Regions from separate parts of the Homo sapiens genome. Here region 1 is linked to region 2. Evidence: read pairs that join two places in POLR2A ChIA-PET (ENCODE). Cell type or tissue: B cell. All regions are shown on one strand. Each heading gives the region's core, and the rest is flanking DNA. Links, peaks and the distances in the headings are about the cores only.

Region 1 (15,734 bases), core at 4,524-12,523, 270 kb before region 2:
TGATTATTTTAACTCTCAGTGTGCTGTCTTTATATTAAGAATAGAGAAACGACATAACTTTCTCAAATGGCATTAGTTTTGCCTTAGTTTTTTTGACCTCAGATGAAAGTAGCAAGTTGTTTGCCAGTTGAAAGTTCAAGATTCTGGCCTCCCATATCAAGAAGAAACCACTTATTCTCCAGTTTTACAAAGTATCTTTCTGTATTTCTGTTCTAAAACTACTTTAAGCCCTATAATGCTCTTCATATTACGTGACTTTGAATTGTTAAAATGTAGTTTAGAATCTTTAATAACAGTTGGGTTGTGTACACAGAGCAGGAGATATTTATTGAAATCATAAATCACTAAGCCAAAAGAATCTTTGTTAAATGCTATTATTTTCTACTCTAAAGGAACCTAAAAATTTATATCTTAAAAGATCAAAACATATTTATAATAATATTTTCTCATTGCTTTAAAATATATCTCCCAGTAATTATACAATATTTAATATTTACTTAAACTGGAACAAGAATAAGATAAACATTTCTCTAGACTATAACCTATTATTCTGATTTTTATCTCTTATTGTTATTTGGGAACTATTTTTCCCCTTATAATGTCCCTTTAGCCTTGGTAGTATAACAAATCTACGAATGTAATATTTAACTTATTCTCATCCCTGCCACTAACTTAATCCTTGAAGTGTTACATAATCTACTCCTAGGTATATACCCAGAGGAATTGAAAACATTTCCACATAAAAACTGTACACAATGTCAATAGAAGCATTATTCTTAACAGCCAAAAAGTATAAACACCCAAAGTCTATCAACTATCAACTGGGTGAATGGATAAGCAAAACGTGGTATATCTGTGCAATGGAATATTATTTGGTCATAAAAAGGAATAAAGTACTGATACATGCTACAAGATAGATGAACCTTGAAGGCAAGTAAAAGAAGCCAGACACAAAAGGCCACATACTGTATGAACTCATTTATATGAAATTTCCAAAACAGGCAAATCCATAAAGACAGAAAGCAAATTTGTGGTTGCCAGGGACTTGGGGAGGAAGAATGGGGAGTGACTGCTAATGAGTATAGGATTTCCTTTTGAGTGATAAAAATGTTCTAAGATTAGATGGCAGTGATGGTTGCACAACTCTGTAAATATATTACAAACAATGCATTGTACACTTTCAAAGGGTAGATTTCATTGCACGTGAACTATATATTTCAATAAATCTGTCACAAAAAAGTAATGCAAAGGGTAATACCAGTCTTTTAGAAGGAAAAAAATATTTAATATCAAAGGATATTCTTCGTAGTAATGTAATAGTTCATGGTAGCTGCTTTTAACGATACAGTTTTAATGCAACTTTCATAATCATCCTGAAGACACTTTTGAGTATAACTATTGTATAAATAAATGTATAGCTTAATTGACTGAAGTGTAATGAAAATGAAAGTGTAATTGGACTGTGTTTAGATCTGTGTTTTCCAAAACAGAGGGAAAACCGGTAACATTAGGCTGTCAGTGGTCTCAAGAGCACCATTAACAAAGCTTGATTTTTTAAATTAATTGCTGTTCTATACAGTGGATAAGAGCCAATTCTCCCTGTCATGGTGTTCCTGGAACTGAAACTATATCCCAGCCTCCTCTGTCATGGTAAAAATTATCATATATACATTTCTCACCTATGTGCCTAATTTTAAAAGCAAATATTTTCTGGCTAAACTTTTGAGGGGGGATGGGTTTTCTAGGACCCTGGGAAACTGGAGACCTGAAGAGTTTTGGGGGACACTTGAACACTGACTTTGGTGTTTTCCCCTGGTTGAGGATGGCCCTATTGATACTGAGTTTCTAGAACTAGAGGATCCTAAACATTCATTGTAATGAAAGCAGATAGATTGTGAGCATAATTACTCCAGAATGTTGATGTAAAGCTGAGAGTAAATGGGTAGTTTCTTACAACTAATTGTTCAGTGTCACCAGCACACCTCACTGAGGGGGAAACTGTCCACCAGCACGCTGCATCCAGCCCTGCTCTGTGAGACCACCTCATTCCCATTCAGTCTCTTTGTTGGCCAGGAGTCCATAATGGTGTGTGCATGTGGGGGAGGGGGATCTTTTCCTGCCAATCTACAAACCTAGCCTACAAAGCTTCACCTCTACAATATGTACTGAAAGTAAAGTGATAAGGAATAATTATGATTGAGATTATTATTGGCCACCCTAATATAATGTACATAATAAACTTTATCATCATAAACAACCACATTTATACTCTGTTGTGCCCAAGATACTGTCTTAGGTGTCAGCAATTCAAAGAATAACATAGAGTCCCTATTTTCAATGTGCTTACTCTCTATTCTGGACAATAGGATATTTATTCATTCAGTGACAGTGACTACTAAATACCATGAAAGATACAAAAAAGAAAAAGAAATGGTATCTACAGTAAAAGATTTTACAAAGGCAATGAGGCAAGCATTCAAATAACATAGTGGATAGAATGGGACCAGTCAGAGAAGGAGAAGCTAGAGTGTAACAGAAATACCCCTCTGGCTGTATACTGAAGTATATACAGTCTCAGTCATGAGAAAATCTTGGTGTGATTGAGTTGCAGGATGAACTAACAGATTTTTTTATGGAACAAAATTTTTACTTGAAAGAATGACTGGCAGACATATTATGATTATTCAAACTTCAGTATTTGGCAGATGTTTTATCAAACATGAACTAAATGAGCCCTGTTTTCAAGGAAAACAACCAACAGTATTTGCTGTAATGCTGAAATTTGAGCTTTTAAGCAAAAATCAGAATTTTGGAAGAACTTGGATTCATCACCATTAGCTTGATAGCTTTTCAAAACTCTAAAAACTATTCTGATGATATTGTAGGTGATATGATATAATAAAATGTATCAATATTTGGAAGAGCTGCAAAACTTAGTAAGCCAACATTTTCCACATAACCAGTGTATGATGTTATAAAACCAGGCATGGGTAAGAGATCCAGTCAAAGTGTAAGATGAAGCAATGGACTTAATGTAACAGAGTCTGTTAAGTTCATTAATATGGTTTCAGATTCCATATTTCAACTAATCTTCCAGAAACTGCAATTTGTCTATTTTTGTGACATCAAGAAGAATATCCACCATTACCTGAAAAGCCTATTAAAATACTCCTTCCTTTTCAACTACATATCTGTGTAAGGCCTGGTTTGCTCCATGTACTTTAAGCAAAACAACATAGGAGAGCAGATACAGGAATCTACCTGTCTTCTAGAGAAGACAGACATTAAAGAGATTTGCAAAAATGTAAAACAATGCCATTCATCTGACTAAATTCTTTAAAATATATAATTATTTTTTATAAAATACATGTATCAGTGTGTAATGGGTTTACTCTTCTTTTTAAGTGAATTACTAAATATTTTAAAAATTTCTCAATTATAATCTCCAGTATGGTAACTGTCTACAAATACGACCCTCATAAACAAAAGCTTTTTGGGTTTCTCAGTAATTTTTAAGAGTGAAAAGACTCCTGAGGCTGAAAATTTTGAGAACCACTCCAGTAGGTCACTGTGCCATTCAGTTAGACTAGTTATGCTAGGATAACCCCAAAATCTCAGTGTCTTAACACAAGGAACATTTTCTTATGCCAAGATTTTCTGTGTTGGGTGACCCTCTAGGGCACTGTCTTCCATGTAGCAACTCAGCATTCCAGCATTTTACAGTCTCTGCCTTCTTGCAGTTGTATCATCTGGATCGTGAGACCTTCTTAATCATGACTGCAAGGGAATACAGAAAGTAGAGGGTTATAGTGTAATTAAAGGCTTCAGGCTGAAGTGACATCACTCCTGTTTGCAGCTCATTGGCCAGAAGTAATTACATGGCTTTAACCACTAGAAGGGGCTTGGGAAGTACAGTCTTATGGGTGTCCAGAAAAGATGAGAAACAGAGTGAACACTAGTAATGTCTACCACAGTCACCAAAGGAGTAAGTGGTAAAAGAGAGTTGAGGACAAGATATTTAGTGTCATAATTTAAGGGATAGGAAGATAGATAAAAAGATTCTTCAGAGGAATTAGAAGAAGAGGAATGTTAGGAACTTTCTGTGTCACGGGAGCTGAAAGTAGAATGAATATTAAGAAGGAAGAAGTAGTTAATATTGTCAGTTGCTATAGAATGGTTACACACCTAAGAACTGAGATTAGATTTAGCTTCCTACTTCACTGAGATAATTGAAGCTATTCAATGAGAACTTTTACAAACTCTCACCTGCATCTACCCACCTACCAGCTATTCTCAAATTCTTTATCTTCTCCCCCGGTATTATAGATAAATTGTTTATTATTTTATTTAAAATCATTTCCCTAGATCCAGGCATCTCTTACGTGCTTAAGGACATTACACTGGTAATTCCTCCCCCTCTCCCATCTCATCAGTTTTTTCCTATGTACTGATTCATTCCCATCACCATGTAAACTTAATAATATTTCTTCCATCTTAAAGAGAGACAAAAAAACTTTCCTTAATTCACTCCCTGCAACAGCTTTACTACCCTATTTATCTTCTCCCCTTAACAGGAAAATTCGTCAAAAGTGTTGTCTATACTTGCTGTCACCAGTGCCCATCCTTTAAGTCCTTAAAATTGTAACAGAAAAACATCAAAAGAACTAACATAACTAATTCCATTTTCATTTAAGGGACCTTTACCCATTGCTACACGTAGGCTAGGATAATTTCAGAGCACTGAGATTAAATGTGAAAACAGGAATCATGTAGTTTTTGAAACTAATTCTGTGATTATTGAGGAAGTATGTAAACAATTATGTTTTATTAAAGATTTATAGGTGCATTGTGACCTGACCAAGCACAAAGAAGTTCCCAAAGCCCTTGGACTCTTACTGGTGCCCACATATTTGTACTCATTGGTCACTTCTTTGTCCCAACCCCCTCCTCTTCCTTTTGCCCTTAACATAAAAGCAGCCTGAAATTTGTTCTGATTTAAGATGGTACTTTAGGACGTTAGTCGGCCATCTTCTCGGTTTACTGGCTTTCCAAAATTAAGTTGCCTTCCTTGCTCCAACTCCTTGTCTCCCTACTTATTGGCTGTTGTGCGATGAGTAGGATGAGCCTGAACTTGGTTACAAAATCAAGCCTTTCCCACCACCTTTTCCACTGAAACTGCTTTTGTCAGGTGCATCAGTGATTTCCACTCTCCTGAATCCTATGGTCATTTCTCAGCCCTCATCCTTCTCAATCTTTCCTCAACATTTGAAACAAAAGGTCACTTCCATCTCCTTGGAACATTTCCTTCACTTGACTTCCAGGAAATTAGAATGTCTTGAGTTTTCTACCCACCTTACTCCCAGTGTTCTTTGCTTGGTATTTCTTTTTTCCATGAACACTTAAAGTGTTCCAGGGCAGAGTCCTTGGTCCTAGGTTCCTTTTCCTCTCTACATTCATTTCCATGGTGATTTTATGCAATCTTGTGGCTCTTTTCCATATGCTGAAAACTCCTAAATTTGTATCTCAAGGAGAGACCTCTTCCCTAAGCTCCAAGCCTTTATATATCCAACTGCCTACCCAACATTTCCACTTGACTGTAGGATAAACACCTCAAACTTCACATGTTTAATACTGAATTCTAATTGTCCTTCTGAAACTTCTTTGCCCTTGCTCAGGCCACAAAACCTTAAGAATATTTATTCTTCAGTCCCACTTCCTTCAACAATCAGCAAAATCTTGTTGATTCTACTTTCAAAATATATCCAGAATCTGACTATATTTCTGCACTTCAACTGCTATCAACTTGGGCTCCCTGCTCCAACCTTTGGTCTCCTATAAGTTTATTCAGAGCACAGCAGTCAGAGTAATCCTATTACAGCTTAAGTCAAATCATATTACACCCTTGTCCCAAACCCTCCAGTGGTCTCCAGTCTCACTCAGACCAAAGCCAGAGTCTTTATTATGTCCTTTATTATCTCCCCAGCCTCACCTACTACAATTTTTCACTTTCTCTGATCCAGCTGGATTAGCCTCCTTATTTTTTCTCACATATGTTCCTGACTTCAGGTCTACGGCCTGGCTGTTCATTCTGCCTCGAATGCTCTTTCCCAAGATAATCACATGGATCAGACCATCACCTCCTTCAAGAGTTGTTCCCCTTGAGGGAAATGTCTAAGGCCTTACTTGGTCACCCTATTTGACATTTCTGCTTCCTCCACTCCATCCCCACATATACACTTCTGATCTCTTATACCTAGCTCTATTTTTTTCATAATATGTATTTCTCAGAATACTGTGTAATTTACCTCTGTTCGTTTTTCTTTCTCACTTTGCTAGAATGTAAACTTCATCAAGACAAGGGTATTTGTCCATTGTTTTCAGTGCCAAATTTCCAGTGTTAAGAACAGTGCCTAGAACATAACTGGTGCTCAATACATACTTGTTGAATGGATAAATGACTCTTTGGACATGAGTGATGATGACCAAAAGAGTAGCATGGGAGAAGCAAGATGTCAGGGTGTTCAGGAAGAAATGGTTGAGAAGAAATAAATGGATTGCAATCACTCTAGGGAAGTGTAGAGATGATAAAATCAGTAGAGGTTTGTTTTGTGTGGCATTGTTTTTACGGTGGGAACACACAGCATGTTTTATAGTCAGAAAGAAGGAATCTGCAGAGAGATTACAATGTTGTGAAAGTTAAGGAATGGGTACTTGTACTTCTGTTAGCATTTTTGTATTAGTTAAATTTATTAATACAGTGATCCTTAACCTAGCTGTGCATCAGAATCCCCTGTGAATTTCTTTAAAAAACAATAGGTGCTGGGTTCCATGAGAGACCTACTGGGTCAGAATCTCTCAGATGGGGCACTAGTATTAGTATTAAAATACACACACACACACACACACACACACACACACACACACAGCTTTCTGGTTCATGGATAAGATGCTGTTGAAGGACAGCTTTGGAAAGCAAGCAGTATAAGCCCACTTCTATATATCTCTAATGAGGAGTTCAGTCCAGGCCCAACAATGAAAAGCAAGCAGAGTTTGTGACGCCTCAAAAGAAAATTAATCATTCTGAAGTTTGGGATTAATCTGTGCGACTTTCATTTTTCATAAAGCATAAAAGATGGAAAGTCAAGAATAGAAGTAGCCAATATTCTTTGAAACCATAAAATTATACACACAGTAATTCCATCAGTGACACAGATTATTCTTGAGATTTTAACCTTCATTAGCTGTGAGTTTAGCGGCTCACATTGGTGCTAACTACACTGTCAGGAAACTTCCTTGTTTGTGCCATGGGTTTCATTTTGTCTGTGGAGCCCACAGTGGAAACCTCCTATGGTGTAATGAAATTAGAAACGAACAACCAAAGGACAGGAAAAATAAATCTAATGGATGTGATATTTTAATCCATCCTTCTGAGTAGATTAAAATCATATCTCTGGAAAAAAAGGCATCAGGTTGAACTTGTAAGCTGTTTAAAAATAAGCAACAATTAGAGTATTATGTTACTATTATGTAGCAAGTAATATATTTGAAGAAAAATAATATTGTCTTACATGTATAAGAAAAAAGATTAATAATAAATCAACTAAGTATTTTAGAGCTAGACAAAAGCAGAGCATCCGAATTAGCCAAGGATAGGATAGAATTAGTAAAATCTTTAGATAAAAGACTAAAAAAGGAAAACCCAACAGACTTGATCAATAAGAGAAAAAATAGAGACAACTCTTAGCAAAAAAAAAAAAAAAAAAAGACAAACATTAAAAATAAAAAGGGTTAGAACTACAAATATGGATATTTTAAAATTTTGTAAGAGAGTATGTACAACTTCATGTCAATTTGTAAATGTAGATGAATGTATGACTTTCTAAAAAAAATAACTTTCCAAAGTGTACTTTATAAGACATTAAAAAGGGTGAACAGATTAATAGCCACAGAGGAAATGGAAAGTATTCACGTTTCTACTCGTAGGATAGTACCAAACATTGGGAATTACAAATGAATTATATCAAACTTTTTTTCAGCAAATAATTTCCCGCATCTTCACTCTTCATCTTCCCACCCTCTTCTGGACAACTCCTGACATTCTGTGATATTCAGCATTCACCATAAACATTGCATGATTCAGTTCTCCTTGATATCTTGGTGCTTGGACTCTTCACTGTTGGCATCATTAGGTCAGCAGGTGAACACTCAGGATTGTTTCTCTTCTGTTAGTAGAGCACCAAAAGGTAAGAAGCCAGGAGGCTTTCTCCCCATGGTTCTCATCACTGGATAAGAAATGTGGGTTGAAGAACATGAGCTAATTAGGACTCCAGACAACCTCTGCCCCCCTTACCTCAGTGCTTAAGTGGGAGGACCAGAATCTTCCTAATTGTGTTAGTGCTAGCTTAAGGAAAGTATATCATTGTAATTCATCTCTTTTATTTTGAAAGAGAAATTTGTTGTTCCAAAACTGAGATTAAGCAAACTGTGTGCCCAGCACCCTTAATTCCATGCTGATAAAAGTCACTTTCCTTTGACAATGTTGATTACTAAGAGCTAACTGACAGAAGATAAAATCATGTTGCTTGCTAGGTCTAATTAATAGCCACAGATCAATCTGCCTGTTATTCTTAGATATAGCACTTGTTATTTTTAATTAATGGTTGACATCTCAAAATGGCATTAGTCGTCCATACCTAAATATTAACACATGCCTCCTGCTAAGGAGATGTCCGTTTTTTGACTTAGCAGGCTTACTGGCCTGTGAAATAAACAGCTGTCTGGAATTAGCAGTCTGGATGTTTATGTAGATATTCCCTAAGGAAGGATACATGTTTGTTTTCCCCAAACTTTTCTTTCAAACTAGCACACTGACTATTGTCCTCCTAAACCAATAAAAGTCATTAGCACTTCACCTTAGAAGTGTTAACGAAATAGTGAGATCAAGCCTGTTGGAGTGACAGTGTCGAGTTAATGACATTCCCTGCATCTCTCAACACGACATTACACCAACAGGAGCCACCATTGGTTCATTTTATTCTTTTTAATTTAATTTAATTATTATTATTTTTTAAGACAGGGTCTGGCTCTGTCACCTAAGCCAGAGGGCAATGGTACAATCACCATTGACTGCAGTCTCAAATTCCTGGGCTCAAGCAATCCTCCCGCCTCAGCTTCCCAAGCAGCTGGGACTACAGGCATGCCCCACCATGTCCAGGTAATTAAAAAAAAATTTTTTTTTTTTTGTAGACATGGGGTTTCCCTGTGTTGCCTAGACTGGTCTCAAACTCCTGGGATTAAGGGATCCTGCCCCCTTGGCCTCCCAAAGTACTGGGATTACAGGCATGAGCCATCGCACCCCACCTACTTGGTTCATTTTAAAGAAGAACATTTGTGTTTCCCTTGGTGGAGACCCTGGGGAGCTGCCTCACTGGCTGATTCCTTCTCTGGGGACAGTGCCGGCGCACAGAAGAGAGCCTCCAGGGGCCACGGCCCAGGCACATGACCTTACCCTTCTGACCTCAGCAACTGGTTTGGGGTGACCCCTTACGCTAGCAGGGCCAGTCGGGTGCTTTTTCTAGGGTTTTTTTTTTTTTTTTTTTGAGTAGATAAGGACAGGGACAAGGAGCGCCTCGTATCAGAGGCGCTCTCTACCACAGCACTCTGGAGAGCAGGTCCCCAGGCCTCCATTGCTGAGGCCTCAGAGCTGTCTGGTTCTCTGGCTGGTCAACTCTTCCTTTCATCAAACGACCCCAGCAGCTCTTCATATTTTCCTTAAGCTAGTCAGTCCTGTCTGTTACATACAGCATAAGGAGAAACAAACCAACTTTTAGTTATTACACTAGAGTTTAAATTAAGATTAAGCTATGTAATGAACACTATGGTGTCAATTAAGCAAATTTTGGTCATTGCTTGTTATGATCTTTCTTTTCCTTTCTCCAAAAGTTAGTAAGTAAGGAGTCAGGCTGACAGAAATGTTGCAAAGTTAATGTTTGTCTTTTAAAAGTTTGACAACGCTGTAACATGAAATTCTGGCATTTTGCCAAGTAATGAGTCTTATTTTGTTACACAGGTGCTATGTAAATGCATCCTGACTAAAAAAAAATGTTCTTCACATTTTCGGGGGGAATAAAAAAATGTTCTTCAGATCTTTGGACCACAGAGTGCAAAGTGTTGCACCAACATATATTAGCTTATTATTAGAGAGTTAAGTATAGCTTTAAACTGCAGCAGCTGGGAATGGAGTTTTAGGTTTAACACACATTATAGGTAAAGAAATAACAACACCAAAGCTGGGAAGCAGAGCAAGGGCCACACAGGTCACACCGCCTGGCAGGCTGAGGAACGCCTTTGCCTTTCCTCAAGGTTGTCCTTGGCAGCTCCTACAGCATGAGAGGGACAGAAGAGGCAGAGCGGCCTGGGACCTTCCCAGGGACTGGAGGCAGGACGCACTGCCTACCCACCACTTCCTACACTGGCTCCATCAGGAGAAACAGGGCTGAAGACAAGGTTGGAGGTAACTTTGCAGAGGAGAAGCCACAGGCAGAACTCTCAGAACATGGGGTAGAAGCAGGCTGGGTGCAGCGGCTTACACCTGTAATTCCAGCATTTTGGGAGGCTGAGGCGGGTGGATCACTTGAGGTCAGGAGTTCAAGACCAGCCTGTTCACCAACATGGCGAAATCCCGTCTCTACTAAAAATACGAAAGTTAGCTGGGTGTGGTGGTGCCCGCTTTAATCCCAGCTATTTGGGAAGCTGAGACAGGAGGATCACTTGAACCCAAAAGATGGAAGTTGCCATGAGCAGAGAAGATTGTGCTGCTTCACTCCATCTTGAGCAACAGAGCAAGACCCCGATTCAAAAAAAAAAAAAAAAAAGGGGGCAGTAGAAGCAGAGAGGGGCAACCTTTGTCCTGGTCAGTGGGGTGGGGCTGTCAGCTGAACACTCAGGAGCCTCATATCTTTGTGTGACCTCTCACACTCTAACATCGTCTTCTAAGTCACTGAATGGCTCCCAATGCTGCAAAGGAAGGAAAGCAAACAATTGGTATTTGGGAGCTCTGGGCAATAGGGGACAGCTCAGCTCCAGCCTGTTTGAATTTGTTAACTCATTTTCAGCACAGGACATGATCTGTGCCTTTGTGATCTGTGACCATTAAACACCAATGCTACGAAGTTGTACTGGCCTATGTAACTCCTAGCATCCTCTCATTTGTTCAACAAATAAATACTTACTGAGCTCCCACTTAGTGCCAAGCTCTGCTCCAGGCACTGGGGTGACAGAAATCCAGGCCATCCAGGAACTTCCTTCTAGTGTATGAATTTGTTCCACATCACACTACTTGATTTGTTCAAACCAAGATCTAAAGTCATGTTTGTGGGAGGATGGTTGGTTGTCTTTCTGCTGCCTGGCAACTTTTGTTTTTCAACACTGCCATGTACACAAATGCATTAACTAATCTCTTGGGCAAGGATCCAAGATTCAGAATAGCAAAGTTGGGCTTTTATGGGGTAAACAGCCCAAAGACAGGCAGAAATGAAGTTCTCAAGCAGATGAGACAAGTGAGCATGGAAGACAAGGCTAGTGTTCTCTATACGCAGGGGCCAGCTCTTCTCATGTCTTCTTTCTTGACCTGTCGACAGCCTGATAATACCTGAAGCTGAACTTGGGAGTCAGCTCAGAGCTGTGTAGGCTACAAAAGACTCCGTTAGCTCCTCCTTACTTAAGATGTATTTCTCTTAAATAGCTAATTGCAAAGTGTCTGATACTCATTTTATTTTTTCTTTTCCATCGTCCTCAATTTTAAAACACGTTCAGGGAAAGATCACAATTCTTAAAGAATTCCACCTTCCCTCTCAGGAAGAGCAAATTGAGGACTGGAAGTCAGATGGGTTTGGGTAGCACTAGGCTGAGAGTTCCAGCCAGAATACAAGCTTGAAACTTTGGCCTCCAATAGATAAGGTGGTTTACATTATTTCTCCCATTTGCTTTAATTTCCAGAATCCAAAGTATTTCTTTCTTCTACAACAACAGTTTTAGTACTGTGAAAGGCAATGCAATTTACCATTAAATGCCAATGGAAATGCCATGTCATTACCCAGTATGGTGCAGTGCTTCATGACCTTCAGTTCTGATGATTAAACTTTGCAAGATAGGCAAATAAGTATGTCAACACATGCCGGCATCTTCCTATGCCTACAAACACTCTGCTGCTCTGTGGATTTACATTCCTGCCTCATTCCATTAAGGAACCAAGGCAGCTTACAGAAATACACAAGATGAAAAAGAAATAGATGGAGAATTGAACACAAAAGCAGAATAGAAAGCTTAAGCCAGGGATGAAGTTAATTCACAAGAATGTACAGAAAAGCATAGCTCATATACTGGTTTATAGAGGAGCAAATCCAGCTCTCAGTCTTCCCAAACAAGGGGGAAAGTCAGTTGTAAAATTCACAGGGTCCATAAATTTTAAAATAATAATATGCTTTATTTGGGGAAAGCATCGTTTTAATTGGTAAAGAGAAAATAAAATTAACTGTAGCCCATGCCTACAGCATACCAAGGAGACAGAGAATGCTGTGAACTTCAGTTTATATGTAACAGGCAATGAATACATGAGGCCACCAGACTCAGCTTCTGAGCCCAAGTCAGACCTGATACTCAATGGAGGTGACGTGGAAAAGAGAGTGCAGCCAGGTCCCACCGAGGGGCAGATCACAGATAACTTCCATCAGAGTTCGCCCAAAGAAGGAGCTGACTCCACCCTTGCCAAAAATGTTAACCTGAATCTAATTAAGCCTTTAAACCTAACTCCCAGGATACATGTAAAAATGGTAAAAAGTAGCAAGTTGAAGAGGCAAGGGGATTTACCCTCACTCTCCTAACAATGGCCTCCAACCCTCATATCTTACCATGAGGAAGGGAGTTTTATGTTGGAGGAGGCTGGAACTGGGGCAAGGCTGGATACTGCTGTACTGGAGGTTCCTGTCACCCATGTGAGATAAGCTTGGGTGACACATTGCTCACCTCAGTGTAGCTCTTTGGGTAACAGAGTCTCTTGAGTGTCCACCAACAGAGAGACTTTCTCTTAAGTGAGCCCCAGATTCCCAGTGCCCAGACTCCTGAGAGTGGGTTCTGTTCTGGCCTATAAAAGAAATTAGGAAATTGGAGATGGAAGAAAGGGAAGGAAGTAGGGGATTGTCCAGAGGTCAAGAGATGTCATTCTCCTCTAAAGTATCCTCAACAGATTTCAGTTGCCAACAGCAATCTTTCCCAAATGGAATTCTGATTCTATAGATATTTATAGGTGAGGCTTAAAAAGGGTACCATGATGAAATTAATTTTGAAATGCGGAATTAAATGGGTTTGTTGCTTTGAGACTTGACATAGCCTTGCATAAGCAAATGTGTCCTGTGAGTCTTTAAAACTGGGTTTATATATCTACTGTTTCTAAAACTTATATAACCATGAATTTTTTTCTGGGGCATTCTGAAAATTCTGAAATACTCATTCACTCATTCATTCAACACATACTTGTTGAGCAGCTGGAACTGCCACAGACATTGTTCTTGGCATAGAAGATGCAGAGATGAATGAGACAACGTTCTTTCCCAAATGGAGTTTATAGTATAATGAGATAACAGGAAATACACCAACAAAATAGAGACTACGATAGGTGTAATAAGTGCTATAGAAATAAAGCAGGGGAAAAGCATAGAGAATGGTGGGGTGGGAGCTTGCGATAGGTGTGAGGGGTGGTGGCTGTTTTAGATCCGTGGTCAGGAAAGGCCTCCCTGAGGAGTGATGTGTGAATACAGACCTGAGTGAACAAGGCAGTGGCCAGGAGAAGGTGTAGGAAGAGAGTATACCAAACGGAGCTGACAAGTACAAAGGCCACGGGCAGGAAGGAGCCTGGGGAGTTCCAGAAACAGCAGGAAAACTAGAGTGCTTATGGTAGAAGGATCAAGGTGGAGAGGAGGGGTGGGAGAGGGCTTCCTCTGGTAGAAGTAGGCAGGAGCCAGATTGTGTAGGGCTAGATCATGGGAATGTTCAGAGAAGAGGTGAGCATTTAGGGGATTTTGCAAATGACAGGCTGTGAGTTACAAAGGTCAAGAGTTTAGGGTTGTGAAGGAGTGAGAAACTGAGTCATATTTGTATACCTGTTGAACACACAGGTATAAGATAATAGATGAGGAATAAGTGAACTGGCATCTTGGATCCTGGTGGTGACTGAAGCAAACGGGTGACAGCATGTTGGGATAAGTTGTGATACAGGGTACTGAGCTCTCATTGCAGCTTCCAACCTGGATTTGTCCGTGGGCAGCCAAGGCTTGGGGCATCCTGAAGGCAGGGAAGAGGAAGTATTACCAAGGACATCTAGAGCTCTTCAGGGCTCCCTAACTTCTAGCTGACAGCCCTGTCTCAATAGGGAAGAAGTGGTCATGTTAGAAGTGTCACCGATGGTCTACTTTTCTTGAGGGAATGGGCTGTGTTCTCTTTTTCTCACATAATACCTAGCCCAGTGCTATATACATGTCTGATTATCTGTAAATATTTGTTCTACTAAACTAAATGTATATCTTGTGACTTTGAGAAAATGAATATTCTAGAAGAGAAAGTGAGTTACACTATAACCAACAAAATCCAAGCCCATGTCAGCTGAATAATAAATCCATACATGGGAAGCATAAACATTTCTATCATAACCATTAATAGCACTCAAATTATTAAAAAGCTTAAAAAGAACTCCAAGTGGAAATGATGAAGATTGTACATGCATGTTAATGAAATGTGTCATTACATATGCTGATATGTGTCTAAAGGAGAGATAGAAACTTAAAAATAAGACTTTCTTTGGTATTAAGTATACATTTGCATCTTTGTTTTCTGTTTTTAGTTATATCATTTTAATTTAATTCAATATAATTTAAAAATCATTTTTTCTTTATGACCATCGTTATCCTGAAAAAAATTAAAGGCTATTGAAAATGTAATTAATCATGACCTTTAGGTAGTTTCCTGAATTGATGAACTTTTCTATATTGCTCATTAACCCCGTGTCAGACAGTAAGCCCTGATGGTATTTCTGTACCATCATGGTCACTGGAAAATATGTATTGGAAGAAAGTAGTAAAGATATCATAATCATTTAATTTTCCTGCTGGAAGAAGCTTTAGAATTCATTGAGAAGCAGTGTTGACCGTAGACGAATGTTGACTATAATTTGAGTCAATGATGAATTCCTTCCTCTACTATAAACCCATGTGTAAACATGGATTTTTCATCAAAAAATTCATCAGTAGCTAGTCCTTAACTCAATCTTAAGGAAACTTTGATGTATAAAAATCATAGAATATTTAAATTTTATAACATGCTTTAAATTCTATTTTGGAAAAACCAGAGAAAACAGACAAGCAGAAAGAACAATATAAAAATCACTCATAACCACTCATAGCCACCACCACCTTCAGACCATTATTAGTAACTTCCTTTTTGAGTATCCTATTCCTGTTTCGCAACTGGTAAATTAAAGATTCAAGAGTTTATGTGAATTCACCAAAGTTACAGAGGAAAAATTAGTTGCAGTGGTTGTTCTAGAGGCAATGGCAGATGTTTGAGGCCTCTTCCTCATTCACTCTGTATCAATCCAAGTACTCCCTTCCTTCCCATCTACCAATCTTGGTTTCTACCCACACACCCCTATAATTTTTGAAGCCACTGCTAGTTGGTAGTGGCGG
Region 2 (15,734 bases), core at 4,859-12,858:
TTAAAAAAAGAAAAGATTATGCAAGTAGGGAATACCCACAATGGGTGGGAAGGGGGGGAATTGCATTCCAGAGAGAGAAACAAAAGATGAAATTTTATTAGTTGTCCAATTTCAAAATACATTGATTCTTGGAAATGAGTGAGAGATTTTCAAATGAGGCATGTGGTCACAGTATAGCTGCTTCTTGGAGACCCTTGGTTTTAGCACCACTATGATTTTCTCAAATATATCTGCTAATGTCTGTAATGGCAGAATATCCCATTGCAAGCTAAAGTCTTCGATGAAATCATCATATTTTATTTTTAACACTCATGTATTCATTCATTCAATAAATATTTATTGATTACCTACTATGCCAGGTACTGTTCGGGGAGCTAGGGAATCAGTGATATGAAAATTATCTTTCATATCAGTGATATGAAAATTATCTTTCATATCAGTGATATGAAATATCTTAGTGTAAAATGGAAGCTGTAAGAACATGCCTCAAATTGTGTTCTGTAACTTTTGTGTGCCTTGTATACATGATCATTCCAGGGGAGCACATGGACCCCAATTTCAAAAACCTTAGAGTAAGTCATGGAAAGTCAAGGTTTGGGAGTTCTCAACCTAGTCCTGCCTGAAAGTGTTTTCTGATCTCAGAAGTTCATTTAGCCTCTCTGGTTTCTGAAAATAAGAGGACTCAGCTAGATGAATTCTGAAGCCATTTCCAGTTCTACACATATATAAATTTGTACACTCACATGGTTGGAAGCGACCCTAAAGCCATCTTGCCAATTACACTAAACCCTTAAATCAGTCATTAGTAGAATCTTAAGGAAAGAGCAGCAAGTGTCAGGAACACTTAGGAAGAAAAATGAGAAACTCCGACCAAGAAGGGCCACTGGAGAGTGTTTATTCAGAGACACACAAACATACGGAAGCTTTGCCATGAGGTCACCTCCACTTATCTCTGCACTGCTGATGGACTATACACATTTGTTGGAATTCTTCTCTCAGAAGCTGTGAGTCAGCCGGAAGCCAAGTCACAAATAGGTCCACAATTAACTCAAGAAGTAGGAGCCCTTGCTTTCTTATCTTCCTACCACCCTCATTTTTCTGGTGATGTGAAAGTGAAAATTCTTTGGAGCTCAGAAGGAGGTTCTGCAAAAGGCAGAATTCACAAATGTAAAGCATTTTTTTTTAGGACAAGACAGAAGACATGACATTCGTGGGAACCACCACATTTACAAGAGGCAGCACTCCTCCAGGATTCACCTCCAAACTTTTTCGAATGCTTCCTGTGGAAAAGTCTTGTCAAGGATGGTCTTATTTTTTTAATCAGGAATTATTTTCTCACTGATCATTGCCAAACTAAAAATCTTGGGAATTTCATTTTAGCCTTTTACTGTGGGACACTCATTGCTAAAGGAGACCATTTCAGACAAACCACATTTAATAATGTGTGTTCCAATCCTCCAAATTTCTGGTGTGCCAGCTCTGTTGGACTCTACTAGGCTTTGGGAAATGTCTTTGCCTTCACTGGGAATGGCATCAGGAGGGCTCCCTGAGAGCTCTTTGCTGACGCCCTGCAGGTTTATAAAATGATGCTTCCCCAGATCATAACCAGTAACTCATGTGTACACAGAAGAGTAAGGTAAAAATCAATCAGCCTCATATTCAGCCTTCTGGGAAAAGAAGTAAAATATGTAGCAGGGAAAGGTGAACCGGGGTTTTCAGTGGAGGGGGCAGGGCTTCCCACCTTCACTTAGGAATGCTATTCATTGACATTTATTGCTTCCTTACACATTGACACACATTGTTCCAAGTACCTTGAATGCATCAACACATTTAATCTTCATAGTAAGTCATAAGGCCAGTGCTTTTGTTCTTTTCAGTAGGCAAATGAGGGAACTCAGACACAGAGACGGGAAGTGACGTTCTAAGGAAATGTAGCCAGGAAGTGGCAAAGCTGGAATTCAAACCCAGGCAGGCTGGGTCCAGCTCAGGCTTTTACCCTCTGAGCTACACAGCCCCTTCAGGAGCAAAAGGAACCAGGGCTGAGGGACCAGCTCATGGCCATCTAGGTTTCCTGAAGCTTGGCGTGCTAGGGAGACCTTAGCTCTTCCTTTCCACACCTCTGGTCAGCTGAACAAGGGAATGTGCAAAGCACTATCAACTAGTAAAGATTTCAAGATTTCTTAATTTGCAACAAGGTGGCCAGGAAAATATGAGGGTTGTTTCCTATGTCTGTTTTATTTTCCCTGCTCCAACCCCCAGCTCTTCTAATTTCTCCATGTGGTCACAAACATTTGTCTAATCCAACATATTTAAGGACATCTGTAATACCTAAGTAGATGTACACACACACACACACACACACACACACACACACACGGCAAAAGAGAAATTCAAAGTGTGTTCAATAGTTTCAAAAGTAGTCATTTACCCTATTTTAATAGAATTGGCTTCAGAATTGAAAAGAAACTTAAAATTCCTTTTGTCCAATAGGTCTCAACTAGAGGCAATAGCTCCCTCCAAAAGATTCTCTCGAGGGCTCTGGGTTTTTACAATGGCTGAGGGTGGAGTATCGTGCTACTCATATTTAGGGAGGCCAGGAATAATACATATAATGTAACGTGAGGGATAGTCTCTCTCAACAGCAACTTTTTCTGCCTCAATTGCTAATGGTACTCCCTTAATAAACACCAACTGAGGTTCAACACTTTTATTTTACAGTTGAGAAAATTAGTCATAGAAAGATAAAGAATCTTTCTTAAGGTCTCTTAGCTAGTTAATAGCACAGCCTGAAGCTGAATCTAGTTTTATACATGTATAGGAAAGAACTGTGTTGTTGTTTTTGTTGTTGTTTTTTCCTAGAGAAGGCTCTGTGGACCAGAGAGTCCATAGAAGTCAAAACTATTTACATAATAACACCAGGACATTATTTGCTTGTATCAATATCATTCTCTCACCAAGCGTACAACAGTTTTCCAGAAGCCACATGATATGTGATAATATTGTTTAATGAAATATGTCAACATGTAGAAGGTCTGATGACAAATATTTTCCAAATAACAAATATATAATGTTATAGAATTATGTGTAGGTAAAAGGTCCATTAAAAGTACAGGACAAATGGCTTTTAATATAACTAAGTACAAAGAGTTTACTAAAAGATTTAAGATTTTCCCTTGCAACTAACATTGAAGAAACTACCATTCATTAAGTTTTAGTGTAGTGTCAAAGAACAATAGGCACAATTATCTGAACAGACGATTAAAATATGTTTTCCTTTTTCAACTATAAATTTGTGTGAAGCCAAGTGTTTTTCACATATTTCAACCAAAACGACATATTGCAATGGATTGAATGCAAAGCAGATAGGGAAATACAGGTGTCTTTTTTTTTTTTTTTTTTTTTTTTTGAGATAGGGTCTCGCTCTGTCGCATAGGCTGGAGTGCAGTGGCATGATCTCAGCTCGCTGCAACATCCGCCTCGCGGGTTCAAGCAATTCTCCTGCCTCAGCCTCCTGAGTAGCTGGGCCTACAAGCATGCCCCACCACGCCCGGCTAATTTTTTGTATTTTTATTAGAGACGAGGTTTCACCATGCTGGCCAGGCTGGTCTCAAACTCCTGATCTCATGATCTGCCCACCTCAGCCTCCCAAAGTGCTGGGATTTCAAGTATGAGCCACGGCGCCTGGCCCCCAGGTGTTTTACATTAAGTCAGACACTGATGAGATTTACAAAATTGTAAAGCAATGCCAATCTTCTCATGAAACTAATTTTGTTTTGAAAAACATTTATTATTCAAACAAATATAAATAACAACTGTTATTTATATTAATGTGCAATGAGTTTGTTAGTTTTAGAATGAATTAATACATATATATTTTAATTTTCAGTTTTAATTCCTAATATGGTAAATATCAATAGATAAAACCCACATGAACACAAGCTCTTTGGAGTCAGTGATTTTTTAAGGTGATAAAGAGCTTCTGAGAATAAAATATTAGGGAATTGCTGCCGTATATCATACCCATTTGACTAAATCTCATTCTCCTGGGTGAGACCAGGGAATCTATTTTTTAAATTACTCTTCAGAAGATTCTGATGCACAAACTAGCTTGAAAACCATTGAAACAGAGTGCATCTTTGTTGAAGAAAGTCCCATTCTAATGTTGGGCTATAGGAACAATGTTAGGATCAAGGGCAGTTCTTTGAGAACTTCAAGGATGCTGTTGGCTATGTGTCAACAGGAAACAGAGATACATTCCCCTAGAATGAGGGAAGAAAGAAGCACCCAACCCAACTCTTAATCAGTCTTAACAAGAAAAGCAGCTGCACATCAAATGGAAGGATGAGCAAAAAGGATCAGTTCCAATTCTGGGCATTATTGGCAGGACTACGGGCTTAGTGGGAAAGGCCATAGTCTCAGTCAAGAGGAATGTGATTCTCCCAGTATTTGTACTAACCTCAAGGCCAGACAGGGTAAAGACGTAGCTTTGGAACCAAATTTGACTCACAAATGTGCATTATTTATACTTCTAAGAATTGTATAAACACTTTCTGTAACCAGGTGGAAAAATTCAAAAACTTTTAAGTTCCGTATTTCCAGTTTATCTTAAAAATTGGAATATCTGGTACACACAGGTCTAAACTCCATTATGGTAACAGTCATCTAGAACTGCATAGCTGTTGCTCCCAACAGCTGAGGCCTGAGCTGTCCAATGGTACCCTGGCGACTTTCCTTTTTTTATGTTACTTGCTTGGCCCTGGGGTTGCCATTCTGCTGTAGGGAGCTCAAAGAGAATCCTGGGATCCTTGGATGGTCTGAGAAGAAGACAGGAACTAGGGCTGTACTGGTGGACAACAAGATGGCCATACAGGATGAGATGGCATAGAAGAGTCTGTAATCTGGCATTGCAACTTCAGGTTGGTTTAATTTGCCTGGAGCACAAGAGTTACAGGCAAACATTCCAATCTTCCTATTCCTGATTTTAAGTTGTCACATCAGTAATAGCACTAGTATTAGCTCTAAAGGGTTCAAATTAGCTGTAGGTGGTTGATTAACTGCATCTTTTTGGTGAATATCAGAGTTACCAGTATTTGCCATTGTGTCTTTTTCTATATCAGTTGTGCACCCATGAAAAGAGCAGTTCTAACAAACCTCATAGTATCTCCCATATGGAAATCTCTCGTTCTGCTGCTGAATTTTCATATTTGGTCTTTGTTTGTCAAGCCAGTTAAGGAAAGTCACTTCCTCAAGTGACAGCTGTGGATCCAAAAACATCTACCAAAGATAAGCAGTTGTCATGGCAAAAAACAACAAACCTAAAGGTGATAGATCATGGGACTCGGTTACTGTACTTGCTGTGTAAATCCGCACTGCCTTCACCCTTTACTTAACTCCACACGCAGCTTTTCAACACCATGCCCTGGGATGTGTCAAAAGCACTTTGCTTCTCACTTTGCAACTCCTCAAGCAAATAACATTCTGCTGCATCATGTGGACCTCTACTTATTAAATAATATTTCTTGGCAGCATTTATTTATTAAAATCTGGCTTTTGTTCAAGTATATTCCTGAAAGCTCAGAAAATGCAGAATATTGTCTAGGAGAATCTGAAATTTTTTCTTTGTTATTTATTTTCTGCCTCATTGAAACAAAAATATTGAGGTAAATCTTAGAAAAAATTTCACTGAAAACATCTTCATGGCAAAAGGTTGAGTCTTAATACTAGAACTTGAGAAACCTAGATCTTGTGGTCAATCCTTTTGCTGACTGATACAATGACCTTAGTTAAGTTGCTTAATTTTTCTGTGATTCCTTTGTTGAAAGTGCAAGCATTCCAAATATAGCTTTAAAATATACTAGTAAACCAAAAGAACTGAAAGTAGTCTTTGGCTCTAGCTTAAATACATCATTTAGCTTGGGTCACCAAATTTTAAAGACCTGTCATGATTTGACTTAAGAAAAATTGTTATCCCATTAAGGAATATTTGCCATGCCTACAAGTATTCTTCAAAACTTGATTTTAGTCAACACACTCATTTCTGGGTGAATCTTAATTTACTTAGCCAAGCTCTGATTGTTGGGATTTAGGGGAGGGAAGGAGGAATGTCTGCCCTTCACTTCAGGTACAGGAAGAGTTGTTCAAATGGTACCCCTGGGATAACTTGATATGTGTTCCTACATTTGGGGGTGGGGGGCAGGGAGGACTCAAGTCTGAGCCCACTCAGAAATCTGAGGTCAAGAGAGAGCCTGGCAGCCTGGTCTGGTGGAGGAGCGAAGAAGAGAAGCTATTGTTGAGCAGGGACTGGCTTGCACCCTTAGGGTTCATCAAGGCAAGGAAGATAGGGATGTTTCCTATAGACCCTGCACAGGCAGTACACAGAAGAGAGAGAATCCATTTGGAGGATTCTCACAATTTATCTGTGAGAGTTTTTAAAGATGTCTGAAGATTCATCAGCACACTTCCCATCAGGAGGTGGAATCTAATTCTCCTCCCCTTGATTATAAGCTGGTCTTGTGACTCAGTCCTACCACACGGGGTGAGGAGAAAGTAACGCTGCATGGCTCTCAGGGTTAGGTAATAAAAGCCAATACAGGTCTCTCTCTCTCTCTCTCTCTCTCTCTCTCTCTCTTTTCTGAACAGAAAGTCTGGTTACCCTGAGGTAGCTGTTTAGAAAGACAGCGTGGAGGGAACAGACAGAGAGATCTAAGAAGCCCCAACCCAGGTGCCTTCAAAATGATGGCATCCCTGTTACCATCAGATGATATGAGATCTCAAGGGAGAATATTCTCCTTAAGCCCATCTGAATCAACCATCAGATTCATGAGCAAAATAAATGATTGTTATTATCGAAAGCACTGTCTGGGTGTGGTTTGTTACACAGTGATAGATAACGACATCATGGCACCATCCGATAAGACTGCCTGGAGGCATAAGGGGACATTAGCACAGAGGAGCCTGGCTGGTCTGCAGGTTCTCTGGGCTTTGCAGGAGTAAGCACCCAGGCCTCAAGTCACAGGAACTGCAGATTGAGAGGTTTTCCAAGAACTCTCCCAAGAGAAAGTAAGGCTTTAAGCTTCTTCCAGGCTCAGATGATGTGAACTTGGTCTAGGATAGTCCAAGGAAGAGACAAAATAGAAAACACTTTCCTTTTCCCTCTACCTTTTCTTATTCCCTTGGCAGTTTCATTAGGCCAGGCCAAAAATGACAGTTATTTTGCCAACAAAACCTTGTAATAATTTTGAAATGGAGAAACCACTTCTAAGTATGAGGCACCTAAGTGAAGAAGCCACAAAGGGAAAGACTGAAAGATTTGACTAAATAAAAATGTAAACTTTTTAAACAACAAAATGTATTATTTTTAAAAAGTTAAAAGATGAGCAACAAACTGGGAAAACTATCCATAGCATATAACAAAGGATTAATTGTGCATAATACATAGAATTCCAACAAATTAGCTAGAAAAATATGAACACTGGGTAAAAGGAAAAGTTTATTTATGAAATGAAGAAAACTGGTCAGGAAATATGTCAAAATATGTTCAAACTCACCAATCATTAAATAATTAAATTTTAATTTTAAGTCAATTTAAATCATTAAAGAAATAAATGTATAACAAGGAATTATTGTACTTAGCATCTGTAACAATTTTCCAGACCGGTTGTAACAGTGTATCACAAACTGGTCTAAACAACAGAAATTTATTCATCTCTCAGTTTCAGAAGCTAGAAGTCCAAGATCAAGGTGTAGGCTTGGTTGGTTCTTTCTGATAGTCGTGAGGGGGAATCTGTTCTATGCCTCGCCCATAGTTTCTGGTGATTTGCTGGCAATCTTTGGTGTTCTTTGACTTGTAGGAGCATCACTGCAATCCTTACCTTCATGTTCAATGGCATTCTCCCTGTGTTCCAACTGTCTCTGTGTCCAAATTTGCCCTTTCTGTAAGGACAACAGTCATATTGGGTTACAGTCTACCCTAAGGATCTCATTTTAACTTGATTACCTCTATGAAGACCCTATTTCCAAATAATGTCACATTCTACGGTATGTGGGGTTAGGGATTCAACATATCTTTCTGGGAGAACACAATTCAATCCATAACAGGGTCCATTGAGAAAAGCAATAGTATTGAATATTGGAAACTGTAGAAATAGTACTCTTATACACAGCTGATGGATTATAATTTGATGTAAAGTTTTGGAGAGTCATTTTTGGTAGTATCTCTCAGAATTATATATTTTAAATGTGCATAGCCTTTTCTCCAGGAATTTCACTTTTAATGAATATAGCAAAATCTAAAATAGGTGAAGTCAACATAAAAAAAGAGAATCTTTGAGGGTAGGGTTTTCAGGACTCGGTGTTGGAAAGACTCCCAGGAAAGGTAGTGAAAATGTCAGTCAGTTCAGTTGAGAATCTTCTGAAGTTCTGGGGAAACATGCCTCTTCCCCAGTGGGGGTCGAGGAGGAAAGAAAAACCTCTCAGGTCCATGTGATGTCTCCTCACTAAGGGTTGGGAGTTTCCAGTTAGTTGACAGACAGATTTCATAAGAGAGGGAGGGGAAAATCCTGAAAAGACATAGCTGGCCAGGACCCTGGCAGAATGTTTGGGGCATGAGATTAGCCAGCAGTGTCAGCCTGATTCCTCCTTGAGCTGTGGGCTGAGCATCTTGGTCTCACACCCAACACCTTCTAGGCTCCCAGCCTTGAGAGAAATGTCTGGGCAATTCTGATGAGGAGCCGAGAGGACTCAGAGACCAAATGAGTGCCCCAGGGTCTCTATAGGGTTATCCAACCTGTGCATATGACTCTGCTCTGTCCTTGTCATCACTCCGTGTCTATCTCTGCAGAATTCTCAGTGAGCTCTTAACCTATGGGACCCATACATTGAGAAAGGGCAGGAAGAGGAAGCACCTGTATTGCAGGGAGAAAACTCTTAAAGATGTAGTAGTGAAGAACAGCTCCAAAGAGGGAAGGAAAGCAAGAGACAGGAAAAAGCCCCAGGGGAGGGATGGAAGTATGGTAGGCAGCCTGGATCCTGAGGTATGAGGCCCACTCAGTGTCGCCTGGCTAAAGCTTGGGGGTTTCCAGTTTGTTGACAGATTTTGTAGGAAAATGGATGTGAAAGTTCACTACTTTTGTGGTTTTAAGTAGAAGGCAGCATGGCAGAGCAGGGAAGGGCTTGATTGCTGGAAGTGAGCTGCTTGGGTTCGCAATCCTACTTCTGCTTCTGCCTGGTTGAATGACCTCTAAGAGTATGCCTTCTTCACTGTGACTCAATTTCTTCACGTATAAACTGGGGATGATGATTTTGGGGTGTTACTACTGTTTTTAGCATTGGCAGACATGGTCAAGGGGATTTCCACTTCAAATCTCAAAGCTATTCTTCAATGATGAACCTTACTAGAATAATTTGTTTAGTGTAAACAAATTAATGCTTTGTGATTAGTCATCTTCTGAATAGCCCTTCTAGGCATGGAAAGGCAAACGACTTCATCTTTCTCTGGATCTTTCCACTCATGTAACCTTCTGAGCAATACCTGACTTAAGCTGCCAGATTTAGCAGATAAAAACATCCAACCAAATTTGAATTTCAGGTAGTCAACCAACATTATTTAGTATAAGTATGTTCTGTACAACATTTGAGACAGACTTATACTAAACAAACTACTCATGGTTTGATCTTAGATTCATATTTAATTGGACATCCTGTATTTCATCTGGCAACCTGATATCTGACCCCAAACTGCACAAAGCAGGTGAGCCTGGACCTGGGGAGCTAGAATGCAGGTGTAATTCCCCGGTGTACACCTCGCTCAGGCATAGTCTGCAACTGTGCTTTTGCAGGATCTCTTTTAAAAGCAAGAACAACAACAACAACAAAGAATAAAACATGCGATATTTGCAGCAAAAGACGTAACAGGAGCTGGTCTCATGTAAATATTACGTTAATTAAAACAGATGGGTCTGGAGCATAAACAAAATAGCTGCAGGGGGCTGGTTTTTGTTCTTGCTGGGTTTCTTAATATAGTAACTCAGTTTCCATCCTGTTAGCACTCTTTCCTTATCAAACATTGAACTGGGGTATAAGGAAGTTTAAATTACCAGTGATTGGAGATCCGTTTTCTAAACACTTGAAACAGATGGCTTATTGCCTGAAAAGCATGTTGAGTTTGGTTATTTCAGGAAAATGTTTTATTGCAGCTCATTTATTAACATCAGGTTTGCCATGTGATGAACAATTTCCCTTCAGCTCTGTTCCTTGCATTGAGTTTGGCTACTGAGCAAAGAAAGGTTTCATTTTTAATGCTGTCTGCCTGCTTCTTGGACATTGCATTGAGCAAAAGCCTAGTTACTCCTGTATAGCTTCTCACAGTTTCAGAAAAAGAGCAATAACCATGCAGAAGATTTTTACAAATGAATGTCATTTGAGAGCATACAATGGATGAAGTTGGACTCTCTACCAGCTGTGGCAGCAGTGGACTTAACAAAAAGATAATGTGCTTTTGGCCAGTTTTTGAGGGGTCTAGGATCCAATTCAGGACCACATACTGCACTTAGTTGTCATGCTTCTTTAGTCTTTTTAAATCTATAACGGTTTCTCAATCTTTCTTTGCCTTTCATTGACTTTTTAAGAGTGCAGAATCTTCTTAAAATAGGTTCATCTGATGTTTCCTCATAATTAGTAAGGTTATGGTACGCATTTTAGGTGAGATACTAATAAGGAGTTAGAACTAAATTTTCTAAAACCATTCCCATGCTGTGCAAGGAAGTGGGCTCAGTGTTCTGTGTGTGAAAACTTTCTAGCAAATCTTGAGTTGACAATGGTACTTCACACCTCCCATCAATCTTAATTTGAACTGAGTGGCCTAAATTTTTTATAAGATTCACAGAATCACATTTAAGAGTAAAAACGTATTGCGTTGTCTATGCATTTCTGGGCTTTCTTCTTGGAATGAGATGAGCTACTTTAGATCTGTGTGAATGGTCTGAGGAAGGTTAAGAGAGGGCAGGAGCTGTTTCTTGTAAACTGACAGTTCAGGAGAGTGAGTTGGAGATAATCACATAATCCATTTAAACCACCCAAGTTAACAAGCTCTCACCTTCTCCAAATAGGCCCCTTATTTACAAATAGTCACTTCTATACAAAAGTGGGTTCTCATTCATGTGACTGGAGTCACATGCAGAGATCTCATGGCATGATTTCCCCATACCACAAAGTTCAGTTCACATCAGGAATACTATTAGAACCTGTAACATATTATAAATGTATAATGTGAGCTTTGAAAATAATTTTTTATCTTACTTTGTAAACAAACTACCCCCCAAATAACTTGCAGCTGTGTGTCTGCCTAGTGCAATTCCAGGCTGTATCAGTAGGAAAGAAATCACAGAACAAGGCGGCTGGTCCAGCATAGCTGTGATCAGGTCAAACCAATTGCAGAGATGGGTTCCAGACCCCACATTGTGACAGACTTTTATAAACGGACTTATTTAAAGAAGAGAATGAATAGGTTGCTAAAGAATTCAAAATCAAATTACACGAGTGGCTTTTCAGGTCTGTTTAGTCCAGTCCTGGGCTCAGCCCCATCTTGGGCTCTCAGCTCCCTTTCCTCCATGGGAGAGCCCTGTCTTACCTTATCAGTGCTCATCCAGGGATGAAGGCTGTGCTTCCCTCCGACACACTTGCCAGATTCAGCCTGCCAGCTGAGACACTGGAGGCGTCCCCTCAAAAAAAGTGATGCAGGATGATTTTCTGATGGAAGAGATTTTATTCTACCTGGGGCTGTCCCTATGCCCTTCAAATTCCACATTCTGCCATAAGAATGAATTTCCTTCGTGAAAAAGCAGCAAGGTCTGTCTGTTGGCCAGGACTGTTACCTCTAAACTGCCTCCTTTGGTATTCAAAGAAGAAATATTTCCCAGCTACTGACAAAAGGGAGCCAATTGTATTTTCTGTGAATGCCTGTGGCATTAATGGGAATTACACAAAGTCATATAAAGTGGGAGAACCATGGAGCTACAAAATCCCACTCCCTACTGAGGTCAGTTACAAGCCAAAAACAACTTATGGTTTCTTCAGACCATTCTTTATTAATATAGCAATTAGTTTTATTCCATCGGGATATGTTATCAAGTAGAAACATGAAAAAGTGGGGAGTGTGCAAAATTAAATACCTTACCTCAAGGAAAAATAAGCTGCAAATAATTATCACCAAAATAATTTTTTTATTTTACTTAAAAAGACTCTGAAGGTACACATTTGGTTCATGAACACAGGGTAAAATATTTATTTCCATCTTCATTTTAGTCTAGTGATAACTATACAAATGTGGACATGGATAATGAACAGGTTTTACCCCAGAACATGACCGTGCATCAGCTGATTCGGTGTGTCTGTGGTGTTCGCTGATTTCCAATGTCCATGAATGCTCAGTAGGCGGGCGCTGGCACATTGGCCGCCCCACCACTATCAAGCCAGGTGCTCACAAAACCAGTGCCCATGTGTGATAAAAACATGCTGATCACAACAAACAGTTATTCCATGATGGGTTTTTAACTTATGACAAATATTTCACATGCAGAAACACCCCTGTGTACTTCTCTTCCATAGTCACATCTACCTTCCATTTAATGTAGGAAATCAACTGTTCCTGTTTGGGGGCAAGAAAATGCACAGAGTCATACCAGCATTTCCTCTTGCACCATATGTGAGCTTGCAGAACTGCAAAGGGTTGAGAATGACCCACAGTGACTCTGAAAAGATCTACAACCTTAAAAAGGGCAACATCCCTTCTGTGTTCTAGGCAAGTTAAAAAGGTTTTGCCAGAACACTGCTAGGCTTCATAATCTGTTGATGAATCAAGTAAGAAGAATACATAAAATTCTCTTATATGAAAATATCTTTTACTTGAAGAATATAAATCATAACAAATACTGAAACATTTAGTAACAGTTCTTAAAAAAAAAAGGTTTTTGTCATTAATTCCCCGGACCAAAATTTACACATCAGGAAAGAATTCGGCACTTTGGGGCTGACTCTTTTGGAAATCACTAAGCTAACATTTTTGACATTTACAAAGTAATTGGTCCAATTACAAATGAATTTGACCAATCACATCTCTGAATTTCTGGGTCAGTGACGGCAACAGGTGAATTCAGAGGGGAAGTACCAGATTTGGGGGATGAAAAGATTCATTTAAATAGCATCTCCGTTTACTGAGTAGCAATCACATTCTCTCACAGCCTGACAATATTTGCTTCTCATGATAAACTGACAACATCACTTTATGAAACTGCATGACAATGTATTGGTTAAATATTTCCTGGAACATCTACACTTCAGTTAAAACTGTACTATTTACAAATCAGAAAATATACTACAAAGCATGCTTGTAGGCACAGCATGCCTGCAAGACACAAATATACAAAATTATGGCAAGCTATGGCAAGATTCCTTAAACCAATAGAATATTCTGATGCAAAAAGAGAGAGATGGAAATACAGGCCATATATTATATGTGAGCCATACTCTGAAGCCCAGAAGACTCTCTATCCAAAAGGGAATCACAGACATAAAAATAAAATATTTGGTATTCTACAATATTTTACAAAAATAAATATATCAATCAATAAATAGTGGGAAGCCTAGAAACTCTTACATGAATATTTTGGCTGTGGGCTGCCCAAGTCCCTCTGCTATAATTCTCCTCAAGAGTTGTTTAGCTATATCAACTTCGGTGATGATAATTCTGCAATAAAAGGGGGAAAAAAACTGGCATGGGACCCAGAAGAAGGTCTATGACCAGAGAAACATTAGTAAGATTCTACCTTTTTAAGGATCTGACAATATTCTGGCTTCCTGTCAATGCAGGAGTTGAAAGTGACACCGGTGTGCTGCCGGGGTTCCGGTGGGAGCTGGGAGAACTCCTCTACGGGCTGTGTCTTTTCACTTTCTGACAAAAAGCCAAAAAAATACAACTAGCAACATTTGAATAACAATATGTTGCTCTCTGCACTCCCTTTCCACAGGGAAGCAGAAAATCATAGAAATGCAGGTTTACATCTGGATGGGCAGAAAGAAACAACTGGGCTATGCAGCCTGATCGCCAACAGCCTATATTTTCATATCTCTTTAACAGAAGAGTGACTATAAGTGCTCGAGACAAGATTTCTCCAGAAGCCCGGAGCCAGCAGCGCACACAGTGGAAAGCAGGGCTGGCACATCCTTAACATTCTAGTATCAGGGTGCTAATGTCAGCGGTGTGCTAATGTCAGTGGGATACTAAATGTCAGCGGTGTGCCAGCACCAGTGCACAGCTCCCAAGAGCTGACTTAGGTTTTAGAAGTTTTGCAAGCCAGTTGACATCACCTTGGCAGCTCAAGATAGACCATGTAGGAGCGTTTGCAGCATTGAAATCCACAAATCAGGGCTTTTTCTCCCCCTGGATTGCTGGTTGTAAGGGTTTTACCAGCACACCACTGTCATATGTATTAGACATAAAGAAAATTTGCTTAATTTTTATCTAACCAGGACTATCCTGGTCAGCTGAGGTTTTACTGTGTATGTATTACAGTGTCCTTTAGAAAGGATAAGAAGTACCTTGGAGTATGTGAGTATACATTGTGTACCATGGAGTATGAAGGATGCACCACGTTCCACTGAGGGTATTAAGCGTGGTTATTCAAAGCCAGCTATACATCACACACACATACACACATCATGTTATATGGAGGCTGTTCCACAAATAGTGATTCTGAGTTGCATGGCTTTCTCAAAGCATCAATCACTGTATACCCACTGACGGTCAAAACACCACTCTTCCATGAGCAATGAATTCCCCAGGATTCACCCAGCAGACAACAGATCTAGCGAGCTGAGGTTCAAATTGGGCCTTCTTCAAAATAGTTTTCCTTGCCTCTATTGTCTAGTGCAGTTTGAGTTTATAACCTTAAGAGATTTGTAAAAGGGGACTGATTGTTTTCCAGGGTAAAAAAAAGAAAAAAGTGTCAGACTTCTTAAGGAAGCATTCCTTAAGATGAGTAGGGGTGAATGGGGGATGACGTACTGGAAACCACATTCCTGGTTCTAACAGGAACCATCCATGTTCCCTGCCTGGAGATGCTGGAACAGTTTGGAAACTGCTCTGCTCTGCTCTGGTTCCTCCTGCACAAAGCCCAGAATATGCTTGCCAGGTAGAGGGAAATGGTTAGGGGTTAAGACTGGAGGCTGCCACCTGCCAGGAAAACCCACCGGACCCTTCCTGTGCAGAACACTTCCTCACCACTTTCAGTCCTGGCCAGTTGCAAAATGGGAAGATGGTAAGATGAGAAGATGGGAAAGTTACTGGGTTTCTACCATGAAACAATCATGATTTCAAAATTCAGGCTTGGCTTTTGAGTCATTTGCTTGTGTGTCTATTCATAAATTCGTTTATTTAAATCCATTCATTTGGACTCTGGTTTTCTTTTTCTTATACTTACTTATTCTGGTTTTCTTTTCTCTTATATCTAAGTATTCTTCATGAACAAAACATTTGATAAAGGATATTATTAAAATAAAATCAAATTAAATATCACGGGAAGATTTAGAAATTAGAACACTAACTCCTTTCACCCTGAGAGCAAAGGCACTTAGGTGTCCCTTTCCAGTTCACAGCATGCATCATGAAGGCCAGGGAAGAGCAGGGACACAGGGATGGGAGGAAGGTGAGAGGCACTAGGGCCAAGAAGAAAGAGGGAAGG

Evidence for each region. Peaks named below come from ENCODE experiments on the same cell type or tissue, not always from the same donor. Only the 100,000 strongest peaks of a DNase experiment are listed, where the experiment ranks them.
Region 1: POLR2A ChIA-PET joins it to region 2 with 5 read pairs; 2 of 35 experiments call an interaction of 5 or more read pairs at or near these places.

What each region holds. Positions count from the first base shown.
Region 1 is chr2:68,578,736-68,594,469 of GRCh38, forward strand. APLF (aprataxin and PNKP like factor) reads left to right here. Exons shown (of 10, transcript NM_173545.3): 10 at 1-1,427. Among named protein-coding and RNA genes, the nearest start is that of PROKR1, 57 kb to the right of the region's middle. In B cell, for the core only: no CTCF peak of the experiment used is centred there; no DNase peak of the experiment used is centred there.
Region 2 is chr2:68,848,849-68,864,582 of GRCh38, forward strand. It overlaps BMP10 (bone morphogenetic protein 10), which reads right to left. Exons shown (of 2, transcript NM_014482.3): 2 at 12,061-15,734. Among named protein-coding and RNA genes, the nearest start is that of BMP10, 15 kb to the right of the region's middle. In B cell, for the core only: no CTCF peak of the experiment used is centred there; a DNase peak (open chromatin) is centred at 9,173.